Linked DNA regions of Homo sapiens: region 2 is linked to region 1. The links are chromatin loops, found by intact Hi-C in ENCODE. Cell type or tissue: psoas muscle. All regions are shown on one strand. Links, peaks and the distances in the headings refer to the core of each region. The heading gives the core; the rest is flanking DNA.

What was found. Hi-C counts contacts between places; a loop is a spot of excess contacts. Peaks named below come from ENCODE experiments on the same cell type or tissue, not always from the same donor. Only the 100,000 strongest peaks of a DNase experiment are listed, where the experiment ranks them.
Region 2: a loop joins it to region 1, with 2.0 times the contacts of the local background. A loop is called at or near these places in 21 of 110 quality-filtered maps.

What each region holds. Positions count from the first base shown.
Region 1 is chr18:36,304,804-36,314,706 of GRCh38, reverse strand. The region is part of intron 1 of FHOD3 (formin homology 2 domain containing 3); the gene reads right to left. Among named protein-coding and RNA genes, the nearest start is that of FHOD3, 12 kb to the right of the region's middle. In psoas muscle, for the core only: no CTCF peak of the experiment used is centred there; a DNase peak (open chromatin) is centred at 5,076; H3K27ac peaks cover 1,438 bases.
Region 2 is chr18:36,398,444-36,408,346 of GRCh38, reverse strand. All of the region lies in intron 3 of FHOD3 (formin homology 2 domain containing 3), which reads right to left. Among named protein-coding and RNA genes, the nearest start is that of FHOD3, 110 kb to the right of the region's middle. In psoas muscle, for the core only: no CTCF peak of the experiment used is centred there; a DNase peak (open chromatin) is centred at 5,406; H3K27ac peaks cover 971 bases.

The DNA.
Region 1 (9,903 bases), core at 994-8,993:
ATGCCCTGATGAGGGGGCTCCTTGGAGGGCCATCTGGAGGCCTTGGCAACTTTAGGACCCTTACTTGCCCTCAGCAAAGAGAAGATAAAACTCATTCAAAAACCAAACATCTAATACTCTAGCCCCTGAACTTCTTAAATATCTGTTCCCCTCCCATTGTTCCTACCACCTCCTCCTCTAAAGCTCTATTCTCTGATGTGACAGAGAAAGCCACATGTACTCGGCTGCATTCCTCCATTACTGCTCACATCACCTCTGTGTGCAATGATCAAAGTGCACCTTTCACACTCTAATTTCTCTAGTGCCACTTGCTGCTTTGCTTGTTTACACCATTTTGCTAATTGATAAAATGGCTGGTGATTTGTATCCCATGGGGATTGAGAAGTGATTCTCACACAGCTCTGTCATAGGCGTTGTCCCTGTGTAAAGTTGTGAAATGAGGGTTTTGAGCCAGGGTGACGTCAGAGCCCAGGATGATGAGGCCATGAGGCAGGGGACGCCAGTACTTTGCCTCACAATTCATCCATAACAGGGCTTTGGGAGGCATAAGAATTAAGAACAAACAAGATATCTAAATGAATGATCTTTTTTGTGGGCAGTGTTTTAAAAAGTGCTTACATTCTGAAGTTCAGAAACTCGAATGACAAATTCTTCTGACAGGCCAGGTGCAGTGGCTCATGCCTGTAGCCCCAGCTACTCAGGAGACTGAGGCTGGAGGATCACTTGAGCCTAGGAGGTCGAGGCTGCAGTGACCATGATCATGCCACCGCACTCCAGCCTGGGCAACAGAGTGCAACTCTGTCTCAAAAAAAAAAAAAAGACAAATTATTCGGACAAAGGATAACTTGCCAAATAAGAAACCTCCTGACTGCCCTGCTAAGGAGAGAGCCAGGTAATTATCTGCTGAATAAAGAATCTAGGTATTTATCACAGAAAAATGAAAACTTAGGTTCACACAAAATCTCTATGCAAATGTTTAGAGCAGCTTTATTCATAATCACCAAAAACCAGAAACAACCCAGGTGTCTTTCAGTGAGTGAATGGATGAACAAACTGTGGGATATCCATACCAGGGGAAACTGCTCTGCAATCAAAAGGCAGGAACTCCTGAAGCACCCAACAACTTGGATCTGAAGGGCACTGTGCAGAGTGAAGAAGCCAGTCTCAAAAGGCTACACACGAAATGATTCTATTCATATAGCATTCCGGAAAAAGCAAAACTACAGGGAAAGAAAACAGATCAGTGGCCTCTGAGAATGCACAACTACAAAAGGGTGGCCCGAGATAATTCTTTAGGTTCCTGGAATTGTTCTGTGTCCTGTTAGTGGTGGCAGTCACAAAAACTTATGCATATATGAAAACTCATAGGACTGTGCACCAAAAATAAAAGTGAATTTTACCAAATATGAAGGTTTTTTTTAAGTTCACAAATTCTTTGGCAATTCTTCCATAAAACAATGATATCTAATTCCCCCTTGCCCTTGAATGAGGGCCAGCCCTGGTGATTCACTTCTAACAAGTAGAGTACAGCCAGAGCATGTGGCTAGATAGGGAGAGCAGCACCCACCTGGACCTCTCACTTTGGAGCCTGGAGCTGCCACATAAGAAGTCCACCTACCCTGAGGACACCATACTAGAGAGACCCTGGGGAGAGACCATTGACATATGAAGAGAGACACCCAAGGAGCTCCCAGCTATTGGCACTTCCCAGCCCAGGCACTGGCCATATGACTGAAGAAATCTGAGATGATACCAGGGCCGGCCATGATCCAGCTGCACCCTCATGACAGACCCTGAGCCAGAACCACCCAAGGAACTGCCTTCAAATTCATGGCCCAAGGAAACTGTGAGAGATAATAAATATGATTGTTTGAAGCCACTACGTTTGGGGTGATTTATTCATAGCCATAGATAACTAATATAGGCACCCACATTTTCTGAGCAATCCCCATGTGACTGACACTTTCTCAAACATTAACTTATTTTCCATTCATTCAATAAATATTTATTGAGCACTTTCCATATGCCATGGATGACACATGGACCAGAGGGAGAAGCAGGTAGACTCCAAGAGGCAGGATAATCAACAGAACGTGATTCTGACAGAGCAGGGATTGCTGCTAGGGAGAGGTTCTCAGTTGGTTTGGGCAACTGGCTGGCAATGCTCCTCGCTGAGGCAGTATGGGTCTGTGGGAAGATGACAAGATCTGATCTAGATGCGGGGCAGGTTCAATGCCTGTTGGGACGTCCAGGACGAGCTGTTCAAAGGGCAGCTGGGTATTTGGCCTCAGAGCCCAGAGAGAGCTGAGCCAGGGGTCAGCTCTAGGGGGTCGTCAGAAAGCCCTCAAAGCCATCCAGGACAAAGAGGGTGACTGTGAGGAGGAGGTGTGGTCTTTGGACAGAAACCTGAGAAAGGCCAACATTCAAACAGCCAGAGGGAGCAGAAGGATTGAGAAGGACTAGAGAGGGCAGGTGAATACCGCACCATCAAACAGAACGGCAAGCATTCCTCAAAGGGGACCATCAGAAACAGCAATTGCTGCTGTGAGATTCTATAAGTCAAGAATGGAAAAGTGTCTACTAGATTTAAAGACAAGTACCTTAGCAAGAGTAGTTTTATTGCAGTAGTGACAGGAACTGGGAGGGTACAGGGCAGGGGGAAGGTAAGACAGTGGGGCTTAGACAGGTCTGGGAGGCTTGAGGGTTGAAGGGTGGAAGAAGGACAGCTGGGCCCAGGGCCAGGGAAGAGGGACTTTCTGGACAAAAGAGGCTTTAGCCCACCTAAATGCTAATGGGAGGATCTCAGAGGGAAGGAGAGGGTGAAGACACAGTGGAAAAGGGCTGGCATTGCCAGAAGAAGGGGCGCACCTGTCCCCCCTCCCCCCATCAGCAAAGAGGGCACAGCAGGGCACGTGGGTGCAGGTGGAGGTTGAGGCAGGCAGGGGCCAGGGCTGCATCTGAGTGGTCTGCTTTGTCTTTGCAGTCAAAGGTGAGGATCCACGTTGGGAGTGGGGACACTGTGGTGGGGGTGCAGGTGTGGGATGGTAAGAGGAGATCTCATAGCACAGCTGCAGGGAAGGGACTACAATGCTGGGAAAGGAACATGGCTCACCATTGCACATGGCACCTGGGGCTGGAGGCCACGCATGCTCCTGTGACATACAAAAAATATGAGGACCTTGTGTTTGTCCACAACAGCCCATGAGGGAGGTGCTACTGTCCGAAGATTTCATTAGAAACACGGAGCTCAGGTCTGTCTGACATGGAGCCCAGCACCATTTTGCCAGCCCTTGGTGTCATTTATTTGTGTTACTCTGTGGACCAGCAGAATCTGACATCAAGCAGACACCCAAGAACATCTGTGAAAGGGAGGAAGGAGAGAAAGCTCCCAGAAAGGGTCACATCGTAAGCCCTCACTGGCTAACACTTGATAATCAGCTCACCAGGAATTAGCAGTGGCTGGGACTATGAACAGCAGGGGTCCCCGCCCTCCCTGCCCAGACACATCCTGAGGCTTGTCCCTGTCTCCCTTCCTCCTCCCATGCTATCTACACAGGTGGCCTTTCAGTGACTCCCCATCCATCCATCTCCTTTCTTCTTTGCCCCAATTCTCTTTCTGTCATCTTTTCTGTAATTATTTTCTTCCTGTCTGTCTTTCCTCTTCCTTTCCTTTTCTGTCATGTTTCTATTACATGAAATGAAAATAATTTTTTATTCAGTTTGTGGTCATTGACAACAGCCTCTGCTCCCCAGTCAACCCCATATATTAGCTTAGCCCCGGGCCCACTGCTGCAGGCCACATCCCTCCAGGGGGCTATCTTCACCCACCCAGAGCCTTGGAGCCTGATCCTGACTCCCATATCCTACCTGTGTCTCACCTGTACCAGGTGCCCTTTACCTCCCTTTCACCAACTGAAACCCCACCCTCCTTCTCCACGAGGCTTTCCAGGCCATGCAGTCCACGTGGATTTTTCCCAAGTTGACATTTCTTTTTTTTTTCTTTTCTTTTTTTTTTTTTTGAGATGGAGTCTCACTCCTGTTGCTCAGGCTGGAGTGCAGTGGCACGATCTCGGTTCACTGCAACCTCCACCTCCCAGGTTCAAGCAATTCTCCTGCCTCAGCCTCCTGAGTAATTGGAATTACGGGCACCCACCACCATGCCTGGCTAATTTTTGTACTTTTTAGTAGAGATGGGGTTTCGCCATGTTGGCCAGGCTGGTCCCAAACTCCTGACCTCAGGTGATCCACCCACCTCAACCTCCTGAAGTGGTGGGATTACAGGTATAAGCCACTGCACCCGGCCCCAAGTTGATATTTCTATAGCCCCACAGGCCTATGTCACACTTTGACATGAGTCATATGCTGCCTTCAGTTGTTACTTCACTTTGCATTATGTTTATGCCTTACTTCCCCAGCCCATCATCATAATAAAGGATATCATTTTCACATTCCTGGGATCAGTAGCATTGATAGAAATAAAGCTTACCACATAGCCAAGCTCTACTCCCCAGCCTGTGTAAAACTAAGCACCAACTTGTTCCATTTAATGTCATGTCAACTCAGCTTACATTTTTCTCTGACTGTGTTCACTCTGCACACTTCTTTGGGTGTCAACACACATCCTTCAGGTTTATCTCTGACAGATGGAGACAGGGAGCCAGGCGGAACAACAGAAGCCATGTGCTGAGTTCATTTTTTCACCCTGTGAGGGGTGATTACAGTGCATTGGTCATGAACCAACTGATTTTCATTTTCTCACCTTTGAGACGGAGGCCCAAATGCCCCACTTGCCCTCTTTCAGGGTCATGAGAGGATCAGCCAGGCTAACCTATGTCCCAGTGCCTAGTAAACTGCACAGACATGCTGTGGTTCTAGTACTGGCGTATTCTGTAATGAATCACTGTCCACAAAAATGCACTCAGTTCTGGGAACAAAAAACCACTCGTATCCTTGACTATTGTTCTGGACAGGACTGCCCAACAGCTCTCCTTTCCCTGCTCCCAGGCACATGGTGCTGCTGAGGTTGGATGGAGGAGCAGCAGGAAGACTGGATAACCTCTCTCACTTCCGGGCACTGGCAGCTCAGACACTAGCCGCTCCCGGACTGCCGGTGTCTGGTGATTCACAGAAGCTGCGGTCAGGAGCCTGCCTGAGTCCTCCTGCAGCCTGAAGCTATGATCTGATATGGGAATGAGTAACAGATCCCTCCAAGGTGAGCACCATCACCTGAAATAAAATCTCCTACGCAGAGCCTCCACGGTTGGCAAAAGGCAGAATCTCCGTGTTTGGCAAGAAGGGCAGTTGGACTCTGCAGCCACCACTCCTTTCTCCCCAGGTCTACCTTCCTCTTGGAATTTCCCATTAATCAGAGCTGCTGCAGCCACTGTGGCCACACTTGCCTCAGGGACCCTCCCCCTCACACAAGCTCACAACGCTCTTCCCCTCGGCTCAGCATGGGCAGGAACGGAAAACAAGGCTTAGGAACAGTACAAGTGAGAGCACCTGGCTCACAAGCTGGTACTTCCCCATCGTGAACTGCAGGCCTTAAGTCTGGCCTGGTCTCCCTCCATAAGAGAAGACCCCAATACCCACCCCACCCACGAGAGCCCCCAGGCATGCCCACACCATCCAGGACAGCATGCCTTCTCTTGCCAACATGGGGCTTCCTTGCAAGCTGTACTTTCCTGCTGGAGGATCTAGCAGGGACTCAGTAGGGAGGCCAGAAACAAGTTTTTGATACATTGAAGAGTTGGTTCTACCACACTCACCTACAGTGTGGGGGAGGAGTTATAACATCCACAAATCATGGCGACAGTTTAGGGATCTGAAGGCTAAGGCTCCACCCTACAGACACTTTCCTATTGCTGCAATCATCATGTATATTAACATATGTTGCACTTTTTCCATTTAACATTCTTGCAAATATTCAAAAAAATATTTGTTGGGGCTTACTATGTAACAGACCCTGTCCTAGGAACTCTGAAATGAAAGGTAAGTTAATGTGCTTCCTGCTACTGGGGCTTTACATCTGGTGGAGGGACGCAGCCACAGGATGAAGTGAGACCCACAGTGTCCTGGGTCCGAAGGTGCTCAGTGCACAGCCCGGGTGTGTCTGAGGGATGGCCAGGAAAGCCTAGAATGAGTTTTGTTCTTCAAAATGGGTAGAGACAATGGGATACATACATGTAATTTATTCACGGTTTTAACAATCATCTCTGAATCCCACCTGGTGGTATTCTGAGTTCAAGTGTCAGTCTTGGAGGTGATACCAGCTGCACAAAGAAAGGAAGAAGTCAGGTTGGAGCTGGGCTTCATAACTTGGCCTGGCTCTTCACCTGCCCCAGATGGATTTAGAGACCATCTTTCCAGCTACCTCCAATGCTTAAAATGAGGGTAACTGCTCCTATCCAAGATGAAATCTTTATCCTTCAACTCAGCAACTAAACATTGAGAATTCGTCTTAAGGAAGTAATCAAATATGAGAAAAAATATTTATTTTTCTGCAGGTATGTATTATAGCACTATCTGTATTTTCCTTATTGGCAACTACCTAAACCTCCAATAGTTCAATCATTCATGCATTCATTTTACAAATATGTATTAAGTACCAAGCATGGACAAATTTAACATTCAAGAAGAAAGAGCACTTTCCCTCATGGAACCTGGGAACAATGGTTACATGGATCATGGTACATACATAGACTGGATTACCTAACTGTCATTAAAGATGATGTGCTCCAAGAATATTTAATGACTTGGGAAAGTATTCAGATATTATTATGAATAGATGTTAAAATTCTGGCAAGACACAAAAGTGTTAAGAGTGGTTCCCTTTGGGTGATGAGAAAAGTGATTTGTATTTCTTCAAAGTGCTTTTCTGTAGTCTCCAAATGTATCCATGTGTTCATTCTGTGACAGGAACAGATGCTTTGTTGTATAAGGGAGAAATCCTTGTTTGTTAGTCTTTCCTTCCCTGAGTCTAGCTTTGTCAGTAGTAACCTCTCTCCAGCAAAGTCATCCTGTGTCCACCCACACACACAGTTTAAGTGGACAGCTGCATGGAACTACAGTGTGAAGATACTTTAGAGTACAAGACACATGCACATCAATAAACACATACTGATCTGAGTAATAAAAACAGTCCACATTACACAGCTTTCTCATGGGCATAAAACAGCTCTTTACTTCTGCCACCACAGGGGAAGGTAACAGGTGTGGCACTTCCAGCAGCCCCCGTAGACACTATCTGCAGGTTGTAGGTCACAGATCACTCCATGACCAAACCCTGGGGTCATGGTTCTTGTGGCTTATCCACCCTATTTCCATCCTCTTGGGCACAACCAATTAATTTTCAAGGGCCATGTCCATCCCCATCTGTGGAGATATGAGGACCATCGCTCCAAATACAAATTAGGGAAAAATGGACTTCTAAAAAATAAAGCTCAGGCCAGGCGCAGTGGCTCATGCCTGTAATCCCAGCACTTTGGGAGGCTGACGCGGGCAGATTACGAGGTCAGGAATTCGAGACCACCCTGGCCAACATGGTGAAACCCCATCTCTACTAAAAATACAAAAATTAGCCAGGCATGGTGGCGCATGCCTGTAATCCCAGCTACTTGGGAGGCTGAGGCAGGGGAATTGCTTGAACCTGGAAAGTGGAGGTTGCAGTGAACCGAGACTGTGCCACTGCATGCCAGCCTGGGCGACAGAGCAAGACTCCGTCTCAGAAAAATAAAAAATAAAGCTCAAAAATAGGAAAGGCTATACTCCAAGGCCGGAGGGCAACTGGTCACTATGATACATGAAGAAGTCAGGAGGTGCTCCTAGCAGAGGCTTTACACAAGGGACTTCTGCAAGGAAATGGCTGGGATGAGCAGACTATTCTTCCTCCCTTCTAACTCTAAATCACGGTTATCCTCTCACTCAGTAAATATTTACTGTACACTCACTATGTGCCAGACGCTGTTCTAGGCTCTTGGGCTGCACCAGTAAACAAAACAGATTTAAAAAAAACAAAAACAAAACAAAAAACTCTGCCTTCATGGAGAAGTGGACCAACTACTCGAGGACTTTGGAGTTTGCCCTGAATGGCAAGAGGGCTAAGGGAGGTTTGGAGCAGAGGAGTGATATGACCTGACTCTTATTTTTTAAATGTCTCTTTCCTCTTTGGCTGGTCACACAAGTTGGTTGCCTAGCCTGTTTCTCTATGTTAAGATCACTGAATGGAACATATCTGGTTCTAACTTTTCCTCTCTTTCCATTAATGGCTATGTTCTAAGGCAAGCAGGAAGCCTCCACCCCACCAGACATCATCAAGACCTACTGTAAACTACAGTGAGTAAGACAGTGCAATGTCAGCACACAAACCCTTAGACAGACAATGGAGCCCAGAGCCCAGAAACACACTCGAGGCTGTGGGAGTGAGGCACCTCAGAGGGGCCACTGTAGACTGTGCTCCGAGCCCTCCACACTCTCCACCACTTGGACACTGCAAATGTCCTCTCTGTTGGCTGCTCTCCCAGGGGCTCCAGCGCCCATGCCCTTCCAGCTGCAAGCACATATGTCATGAAATCAGAGGACCACAGCCACTAAGACTCCCAGAAATAAGTTTCCTCCTTATTGTTCAGAAGGGTTAAAAGCTAGGTTTCTAGGGTGTAGCACCCTTAACAATATTTCATTTTGCTTTCATTTAATCACACTACAGACAGAGGAGGGGGACAGTATTCTATCAACGACTTGTCTCAACCCCAATGTCACCACATGCTCATTTTCATTGACTCTGGGAGGGTTGAAGAAGGTGACCTCAAATCATAAATAAAACCAAACAATTGTTAAAGTGATATAAAATGCAATTGGTATAAACTTCTTTAGTCAAAATTGTGGTCAGTGATTGGCTGCAGGCTGTGTGTGGCTCTGGTTTAGCCAGAGGGACCCTCCTCCTCGTTTTCTCCCCCAAGGACCACCCCACTACTCAGAGTCTCCAGCCTGTCAGTGTCCAGCCATGCAAGCTGGTAGTGTTTGCCCATCAATTCATTTGCTATACACCCCAAGCCACTCTTTGGCTCTGATCAAGCAGTCAGAAGATGCCTTGGTTATCTTCTATTCTGAGAACTTAAAAAAATCTTGGGCTTGTCCCACACACTCTGGTTACAGCTCTGGCATTTCATTCTCTGCTATAAAAATCAGTGCATGATGAGGCACCTCAGCACCACAGGAGTTTCCTTCTTGGTTTTCTCTTCTTCAAGAACGTTAAAGATATTCAAAGAGAAACTAATTTGTTTCATTTTTGCCAAGTCTAGGAATACCTTTCTATATTGAACTGCAAGTTGTTTAACATTTTCCCTTTTTTCAAGTTGATCAAAAATTTTAAGATTTTCTTTTCTAACATTAAACTCTAAACATTTTTCCTTGGAGTCTAACATTTTAACATCTAGATTACAAAACTAACTGGTGAAGAGGAGTTGGATGTTTCCAGTTTGTAAATAGATACAATGTAGATTCCATTTGTTACTATGTGTCTCTAAAAACAGAGAAACTTCTGGGTATATATTTTGCAGATTGGTGATAATTTTTTTTCAAAAAATAATTGATCTTCCTCCCTCTTTAACAGTTAATTCATAAATAAGTTTATCTGCCCATAGAAAATCAATGTTGACTGTAATTATAAGGGTGCCAAGGTATACAACTTACATTTTCATGTACATTAAAGCATCACTGCCATTCACTGTAAACTGAGAACCTCTTCTGAGGCATACTGAAGGCGGACGCAGAGCTGGCTCACTGGGAACTGGACAACACCCCAGTGTGGCTATGCAGGCATGTCATGGGCATCAACAGCCTTAGGAAACTGAGTGCCTTTATATATTGTTATCACTTATTATAGCCTTAGCAACTTCACAGTTT
Region 2 (9,903 bases), core at 1,031-9,030, 94 kb before region 1:
GCCCTACACACCCCACTAACTGAGACTGTGTCTCACCAGGTTGATGGACACCCCTCTTTATGATCAAGACCATTGTGAAGATTCCACATTAATATCACCACATTCTTGCATACACTTCAGCCTTTTCTTTCCTCCACAGCTGACCTTAATAATTAACAAGTAAATTCTGTTATTAGTTTGAAAGACTGGTGAATGGACAGGACAGAGGATTCATGCTAATGTGGCACCTGGAGAAGCTGTCATCCAGTGTAGCCCCAAGGGCTCTGGAAGGCGGTCTCAGGGGCACAGGGGTCTCCGCCCACAGGAAGTTGAGCAGCCAAGGCCACACGCTCCTGAGCCTCAGTCAAACAGTTCCAATATCATCTATCTACCTTACATCTGTACTCCCTATATCATATGAGAAAGGATTGTGCAGCTTGAAAACTATGTAACAATCATTGATCATCTACTAGCTCTCACTCAGTTCACCACAACCCTACAAGTATTATTATAAGTATCACTATTTTTCAGATGAGGACACTGAGGCACAGAAGTTAAGTAGGATATTCAAAGTCCCAACCACTGACTGACAGAACCAGGATTCAAACCCAGGCAGCTCAGGAATGCACACTCTGTATCCTACTCTACATTGGATGGATTCGTGTAGGGTGTCTGCAGAAGCTCACAGTAGAGTTTAGAGAAGCAGCCTAACATATAGGAAAATGTGTCTTCGGAGTCAGACAAACTTCAATTCAAATTCTTACTCCATCGCTTACGCTCAAGTCTTTGATATCTGGGAACCTTTTTGAACCTCAGTTTTCTTATCTATAAAATGGAGTGATGACACCTATTTTGCAAGCCTGTTAGACTTGGGTTAAACTGAAATCGTGAGTGTGAGGGTCATAACAAGGTGCAGAGTCCCTGGCAGATGTGCAACCAAAGCAGCAGGGCTGTTACCACCATCATTAGTGCTCACAAGCACCGGCAGACAGCAGGGAGCATGTTGGTGGGGAAATGTATATGAGGGAGGATCAATGAATTGGTAGAGACTGGAGCAAAAAGAGAATTTGTAAAGTACTACTTTTTAATATGGCTGCAGGTTGGAATCACCCAAAAAAGCTCTGTGGCCTTATAAAGCCCTCTCAAGCCAGCTCTACATTTGTCTGTTTAAAAAGCTTCACATGTGACTCTGGACCACATTCCTATGTGGTGGGGAAAGGGGAACTAGAGTAGTCCTTGGAGGAGGAAACTGAGAGGTGAGCAAAGACTGACAGGGAAAGCAGAGGACAGCAGGCATATCTTTACCACTGATCAGTTGGTCCAGACACATGATGCGATTACACTGTATACTAATGGACCCTGAAGCCCTTCTCTGTGCACAGCACTGGTCTCAGGCATGACTTCATCCCACAGCAGGCACAGAAGCAGGTGCACCTGGTCAACGTTTACTGGAGGGCGGATGCGTAGGTAAGCAGGTGGACAGATGGGTGACGTGGTAAGCCAGGTGAGAACACACACATGGTCTGATCACACACAGAGAGTACCCTAGTGGGGCCTGCCACTAATATGGGCTCCTGCCAACAGCCTCTTCTCTTTACCAGTCCATGAAAGTGGTTTATAGACTGTTCTGACTCAAGCTGCCCGCCAGAATATGCACTATCAATAATTCCAAAATTCCGCAATAACCTTCCAAATATAAGAGCTCCCAGTCCCCAAGGGCAGCTCATCTCAGATCAAATTCATTCATTCTAAAGTGAATATGACTGATAGGCTCAGGGCGGGGGGCAGATTTTCAAAAAGAGTTTGCTAACCCAAACACACCCCGTTTAAATGTCACCTGTAAAAGGCATTTGCATCCCTCTCTCCCCACCCCCAACCACTCCTAATCCTATGCCAGAAGGTCCGGACCCAAATGCGCCATCCTCATTCCCGCACATGCCAAGGCTGTTTTGAGGCCCATAAACGCTGAGAGGAAAACTCTTACAAGGTATAAAATCTAGCTCTCAAAAACGTAAGAGTAATAAAACAAGGCAAGAGGACCAGTATATTTGTGAGCTGTCTGACTCAGCTCAAATCAGTATCTTTGTGGCAGGCCACATTTCAGCAGCTGTATTTGTAGCAGCAATGCCTATTCAATGCCATATCAGTGTGACAGGTGACCCAGCACCAGCATGATGAGCATTCCATGAAAACTGGTCCCATTTCTCATTGCCTCTAAAAGCATCTGCAGGTGCCACCTTGCTTTAAAAAAACAAAAACAAAAACAAAAAAACAAAAACAAAAACAAAAAACAGGCAAGGCCACAATGTGAACTTAGGGCAGATCAAAGCTCATCAAAGTCCACACTACTGAAATGAATTTGACACCTCACCATTATCAAAAACCTACTAAGTGCTTAGCACTGCTGGGCACAGACCACTGAGCAGCTGATTCAACTTCTGGAACCCACAGGCAAACTTGAAATGCCATGTTTTAAATAGAAACAGAGCCTCACTTCATTTAACCGACAAAGGGGGAAAAAAAGGAAAATAATTATTATGCAATTCCCAGTATACATGAACCTTACAGCCACAAACAAGACTTATTCCTCCATGTGGACAAGAATCACATCTGTTCCATATTTTGGTATGTTCACAGTCATATAAACATGTCCTCACAGCTAGCTCTTTGGGAAACTTACGAAGCATAAATTCTTTGTTCATCCTGAGTTCTATAAACATTGGTCCTTAGCTTTATTCCATTTCTGTTTTTTGTTGTTGTTGTTATCCTATTTCCACCTGTATTTTATATATTCAAGAAATCCTACCTTGAGATGTCACACACCCATAAAATAATGTAGGCCAAAAAATAAAAACCTGAAAATTTAAATTGCATCCTGCAAGCCTTCCATGACTATCAATTTGGCTCATACGAGCCTGACACTTACCTCTACCTCCAAAGAAAGTGGAAAGGAAAGAAGAATATCTCCATAGCTTTAAAATATGATTTGATCTTTGAAATAAATCCTTCTGCAATTGTAAATGTTAATATAACTAGACAAATTGGTGGAATCGAACCTCTTCAACATTTCCATTTAATAACCCAGTGCTGTGAAGTGTTGTGAGGCCCATCTTACAGATGCACAAATTCAGGGCTGGAGAAATCAAAGAAAATAGCTACTAAATGGAAGAGACAGGGATTTAACCCTGAACTTTCAGCCACATGTCCATTTCTCTTTCTACCTCACGGGGGCTGATGTTTTATAAATAAGGAATGAAGTAAAGCCTTCACACAGAGCAAGGCCCCAGCTATGGATACCCCAAGGGCACTGGGGCTTGCCTTAGCTCAGTGGTTCTCAGCCCTGGTCACCTGGTAGGATCACCTGGAAAAACTTTTAAAGGACACCAATGACTCACAAAAGTCAGAATATGAAGAGAGCATTAGTGGTATTATCATCTATTAGATCATTGGTTTCATATCAGAGTATAAATGTGTAACTGATTTTACACTTCTAGTAATTGCTAACCAAAAGGACTGAAAAAAAATTCTAGCGACGAAAGCTAAAAGCACTCATAGTCACACCATAAGAACAGCAAGCATGGCAGCCCTCAGGTCCAAGGATGGAGGAACAATACCGCAAGCACACAACTGCTCAGCTACCCAGTGCATTTCCCTTGAGCCCCCCAATAGCCACTGAACTGGGTGCATGAGAATTGCACGAACTGATGACTCAGGCCTTGACATCACCTAGGGGCTTGTCAGAAATTCAGGATCTCAGGCCCCGCCCGAGACCTACCAAATCTGAGTCCCCAAGTGATACATCTGCACACTGGCATTTGAAAATCTGCCCTGCAGGCATTTGGAACCTAGCATGGGGTCAGGCCATATGCATGCATACTATTCTACAATAGCAACAACTTGCCTCCTTTTAGGTGTCAGCTGCTGGGCCAAGTCTTTCACACTTTCACCTCATTTAATTCATTTTATCAACTCCATAAGGAGAACACTACAATCCCTGATTTATGGATAAGGAAGCAGACACCTGGAGAGGTCACCTGAGGTCACAGAGCAGTAAGAGGCCAGGTCTGGATATGAACCAACATCCCAGGGGATATGTCACCAACACCCCAAGCAGGCAACACCTCAGCAGATGGCTGACCTGGGGCTAGTCCAGAAAAGCTTGTAGACTGAGAGAATCCCTACAGGAGGGCAGGACCAAGAGACAGGAAAGCCCAGGAGGTCAGAGAGGCCTGGGTCAGTGGCCAGCACTGCCCAAACCCTCAGGGAGCAGATTGCGGGAGGGAAGAGAGGAGAACGTAAGTTACCTAAACCAGGGAAGTTCAGTTTCTGCCTCTGTATGCAGGGGATATCAAAACCTCCCTGCTAATAAGGTAGAAATATGATCCCACAAGGAAAGCCTTCACACAGAGCAAGGCCCCAGCTATGGATACCCCAAGGGCACTGGGGCTTGCCTTAGCTCAGTGGTTCTCAGCCCTGGTCACCTGGTAGGATCACCTGGAAAAACTTTTAAAGGACACCAATGCCCACTCTACCTTCAGCAAGTCAGATCCCACTGGGCTGCCACAGGGTCCAGGCACCAGTTCTTTTTAGAAATTGCTCAGGTATCCCAATACAGTTACGAATATTCCCACCTTAAATTGAAATGTCTTTGACTGATAGTTGCTGGCCAGACTCTAGAACAATTCCTAATGGAATCCGTAATTATTTGGCTAACCTTTTCTTATGATTTTATGTTTTTGTGTTTTTTTACTAAAATCTCCAGTGTTTTTATGATGACTAAGAGTTAAAATTCTGCATGGAGTATATTTGTTTGGGGAAGATCAACAGTAAGATCCGTAAGTGATAAGTTCCATTCTGAGAGCATGTATGGGTCAAGTAACCCCGGCACACAGGAGGCCTTCTCAGGTTCCAATCTTAGTAGGTGGCACAAAAGGAGGACTTGCCACTCATCTTGCAGTTAATGTCAGAGACGTTTCTTTAAAGGTGGGAACAGAATTAGGGAACTTTGTGAACTAACTAGTTTTCTTCATTCTATTCGACACCCCCAATAAGCATGCAGATTCACCTTATGCAATGTCTTACTCTATTCTACCAGTACCATTCCAAAAGGTGGGTAGAGGGAGGAGGGAAGCTGCAGAGGACAGAACACACCCTAGGCCAGCCCCCTAGGGGAGAGAGGAAGGAGACACACATAGCTCCCTCAACTACTCTGGGGCTTTCCTGGCTGGGCTGGGGCCTGCTGCAGCTCTGGTCTTAGAGGATTTTCACTGAGCAGCTCCGAGAAGCACTGGATTCTGCACCCTGCACCCTCATGGCCCCCTCCCAACAAAACTATCCTCGAAGATTTTCACTTCATTGTCATGACTTAGCAACGTCTAACCAAGGAGAACTTTCCTATGGCCTTGCCAGCTTAAGCGTCTAACTTGCGTCACCGTTGGCCACAGCTTCAGCTCAGGCAAACACGCCTCTCAGCAGATGTGAAACAAAAGATGCTGCTATGTGTAAACCTTTGGTTTTCTGCAGCTGATGGAAACTCACTGTGGTTCTAGTTCAGATAATCTGAAAAGTGGAACATATTTGTTAAAGCCTTAAAAATCAGAAAGATAGAAAATTCCTTTCCACTCTGCACAAAGCCTTTTGTGACATAAGGGAAGGGAAAGGCTCAAACGGATCACACAATGTCACATCAAACAAGCAGTAATGGATGTCAGGGAAAGAGCACTGGACTAAAGTCGTGGAAAAATGGACTGTAGTCCTGGCCCGACAGTTGCTAGCTGTGTGACCTTGGACATGTCCCTTTTCCTCTCTGGGGTATTTTCATATGTGTGTGTGTGTGTGTGTGTGTGTGTGTGTGTGTGTGTATAATTGCATCACATTATATATCACTAAAAATATACATTATAATTTTTATATTGCATATTACATACTATGATAAAATATATAATATGTATTTCACACATATATATGAGAAAATATCCCAGAGAGGTAGTGGCATGGGTTATGTGTGTATATAAGGGATATAGATCAAGATGAGCACTCAGGTTCTTTGCTGTCATCAGCGTATTAATCTATAATGAGCCAGCTACGCTCAAGAAGGCCTCTTTGCTGCCATGTGAAAAGAAGAACAAGCAGTGATCAGCCTTCCTCACTCCTGGAGCTTCATCACTTTTTCTGTTTTTAAAAACAAAAGGACCACGCCCAGCCGACTCAGTACTTCTCTCGCACCTTGCCCGCCCCAAAGGCCACCACTCTTTGTTGGCTTATACTGTTCTCAGGGCTATAATTGAACAATCACAATTTTAAAAGCACCACATTTAAGTTTCCTGCCTTAAAAACAAAATGGAATTTTTAAAAAGAATATATGCAAGAGAAGTGAAGACATACGTCCACATAAATGCTTGTATACAAGGGTTCATTACAGCATTATTTATAACAGCCAAAGAGCAAAAACACAGAGGATGTGAGCAACCTTTCTGTGTAACTTACATATTTCTACTTGTAAATCAATGAATTGGTAAAAATGGTCCTTCAGGTCTGCTTAGCCAGTAATGACGGCCACTCTGTGCTACATACCGTGTGAGGGATAGAACATGAGGGGCCAGGTTAAGCACTGCCCTCACAGGTTTTCAACAGATGATAACTCAGAACACTTTTACTTCCTTGATTCCATCTAATCCTCCCAAAAGCCCAGAGAGCATAGAATGTTGTTGTACCTGTTTTACACATTGGGAAAGTGAGGCTCAGAGAGGTGCAGTAACCCAACCAAAGCCACATACTGGCTGGAGCTGATACACAGAGCAAGATCCTGGGAATCAGCCTCTTGGTCTAGTGCTCTCTGAAGACATGTGCCCACCCCTCCTTCTCATGCTCTTGGAAGTTGACAAAGGCATCCTTGCCAATGACAGGCTGTCTTAGTTCATTCAGACTGCTATAACAAAATACTTTAGACTGGGTAATTCATAAACAATAGAAATGTATTGCTCACTGTTCTGAAGGCTGGGAAGGCCAAGATCAAGGTAACGGCAGATTCAGTGTCTGGTGAGGTCTTGTTCCTTATAGGTAGCACTGTGTATGTGTCCTCATAGGGTGGAAGGGGAAAGTGGTTAACAAGCTTCCTTGGGCCTCTTCTATAAGAGGATATCAATTCCATTCATGAGGGTGGAACCTTCACCTCCCAAAGCCCCTACCTTTTGATACCAGTGCTTTGGTGATTGGATTTCATCACATGAATCTGGGGGGACACCAATATTCAGACCACAGCACGCCATGCATCACGTCCTGCAAAATGCTGGCCAAACTCTCCTTCTCCCTAACTAGTGTCCAGTGGCTCCCTGGAATGCAAGAGTGATCCACCCCTCCCTCCAGAGCAACAGGTCAGCCTTGCACTTTCACATAAAAGGCACAGAGAGTGAAGCCAGCAACCGACACTTTCCTCCATCTCCCTTCTATAACTCTCCTTCCTCGATGTCAAATGTCTTCACCATCCTGATCCTTTTTTTCTTTTGTGACCACTTATTCTGCTTCCGGGATGGGTCCTCTCCTCCTCTGTCCATGGAGAGAAAAAGAGGATGCCATCCCAAAGGAGATGGCTGTGGACACTCACTTCCTGGTTGCCTTTGGTTAGACCTCTGCTCCCAGCCTCCATCCCTGTTCCAGGGTAAGGCCTGCTCTCAGCTCTGGTGGATGCACTGAGTGAGAAGAACTCCACCCTCTTGGTCCCTTCCCCAGGCCACAGCTGCCACTGCCCCAATCTCATAGAGGACTCCTTCAAACCAACCACAGTCTCCTTCTCAGACCGCTCATGATTCACCTGGTTCACCCAGAGATCTAGGGAAAATTCAGCCTCTGGGTGGGGTCTGGGATTCTGCATTTCTAACTAGGTAATGTCAATGCTGCTGGCCTGGGGACCACACTTTGAGTGGAAAGTCCTAGAGGTCTCCAGGAAAGAGCTGTGGGGGTAGGGGCAGACAGGAACCAATTGGACTTACAAGACCATTGTCCTCTCCATTTAGAAGAGGAACAGGAAAGAACAACGTTTCTATTTTTCTTTTGGTAAAATTTATTGGAGTAATTACTTTTTTCACTCTATTTTTAAGGTCTTGCTTAAATACTGAGCTCTTCTAGAATGTAAAATTATCATTTATTCAACAGCATATTTCATTTCCAGTTCATTTTTTTCCATGGCTCTACAAACATACAAAAATAAACCTTGAAAACTAATTAAAATTACCCATAAACTCTACTGTTGAGAATCAGAGCTGGAGAAATACATTTCAGTTCACAGAAAGATGCATGGGGAGCTGAGGGGTGATAGATGTCTGCGGCCAGGATCCACACCTCACACCCTCTTCCTGTCCAGCTTTTGGGAACATTCTTACATTTTTATTTTCACCCAGTGAATGAAGGAACTCTATGATTCAGAAGGAGCAAAGTCAAATTCTGCCTGAACCCTCAGGCCTGGCCTGTTGGGCCAGCAGCCATCTCGTGCCTCTAAACTCAAAACTGTCCTCTAACTGTGTACTCACTTGGTCTTCCTCCCAGCAAGATGGGAGCTCAGAGCATCTTCCTGGCGGTGGCTATAAACAGTTGATCCTGGATTCCCAGCAATAGCTCTCTATAATGTTCTAAAACCAAATGAGCCTTCTGCAGCAGGGTCATCAATACTAAATGTGGAGCAAGAAGAAAAGCGGAGGGGGCTAGAAGGCCCTAGAGCACCTGAGCACAAGGCTAGCCAAACCAGCAAGGTGCATGCCCTGAGCCCCAAGGGCAGCCTGGGGTGGAGAAAATGCCTCCAGGAGCCACTTCCTCAGGGTCACCCACCAAGATAAGAGTGGAGCTCTGGGACAAGATGGGGACCTCAAAGACAGACTGCTACAGGATCTCCTAAGGGAGCTTTCAAATTGCAAAACAAAAGACACATATAACATCTGTGTGTGGACACTTAGGATTAATCCACATCAGAAAACTCAAATACATGTCTAGTCGTACTCAAGTGAGACAGCTCACAGACCCATAGGTGCAAGCTGGGAAGGGCAAGGCCTTGCATGGCCGTGTTCAGAGCTGAAATAATGAGTCATAGCCTGCCCCAGATGCTTGCCCTCCTTGGGACAAACGAACAGGACACTGAAATTGGGCCAGGCCAGCAATCTGGGGCCATGGAAAGGAGAAGCACCTGAGCTACACCTTCCAGTGCCCCATTATCAACACCAAGGAATGTGATGGGCCTGTTTTCAGAACAGCAGTGTCCCCTTCCTGGAAGGGTGGCGTAGATCTCTGCTTGCTTGATGTCAGATACAAGGTACCCAAACTCTCCTCCAATCCTGGAAAATAGGCAGCTTTGGACAAATAAGTCCTAGATCACAAAAATCTCACACTGTCTCCCAGAAGAATGAGTTCAGAGCTAGTCTCAACACCAGCCAGACCAAAAGACAGGGGATCCCAGCCTTCCCACATGCCACACATATTTCTCCTCAGATCCCCCCCATCCCTGTCCTATACCTCCCTCCTCACAACACACTGAAATGTACCCAAAAACATCCCTTTAGAGGGGGTCACAGACATACAATGTACCTGCATCATGGAAAATAGGCAGACTTTTACCTATTTTGGTAAATTGGAACTTGGAACAAAGGTTGAAGGGAACGCAAAGCACATGTGAATGAGTGGGATTACACTGACCACTCGCTTAAAGCTCTGCCTAGGCATGCACAGGGCACCAACCATACAGCAGGCACCCACCTGCCCTGGCTTGTTCCTGATATGCCCTGACCATCACAATGGAACAAATCATTGAGACTACACAACAGCTCCACTCCCCTCAGGCTCTGAGCACCTACTGCAACTGGAATCCTAACCAGTACTGAGTGCCGGCATTTTCTTTCTGAAAAAAACAGTGGTTATAGAATTACAACATGATCCAGCAAT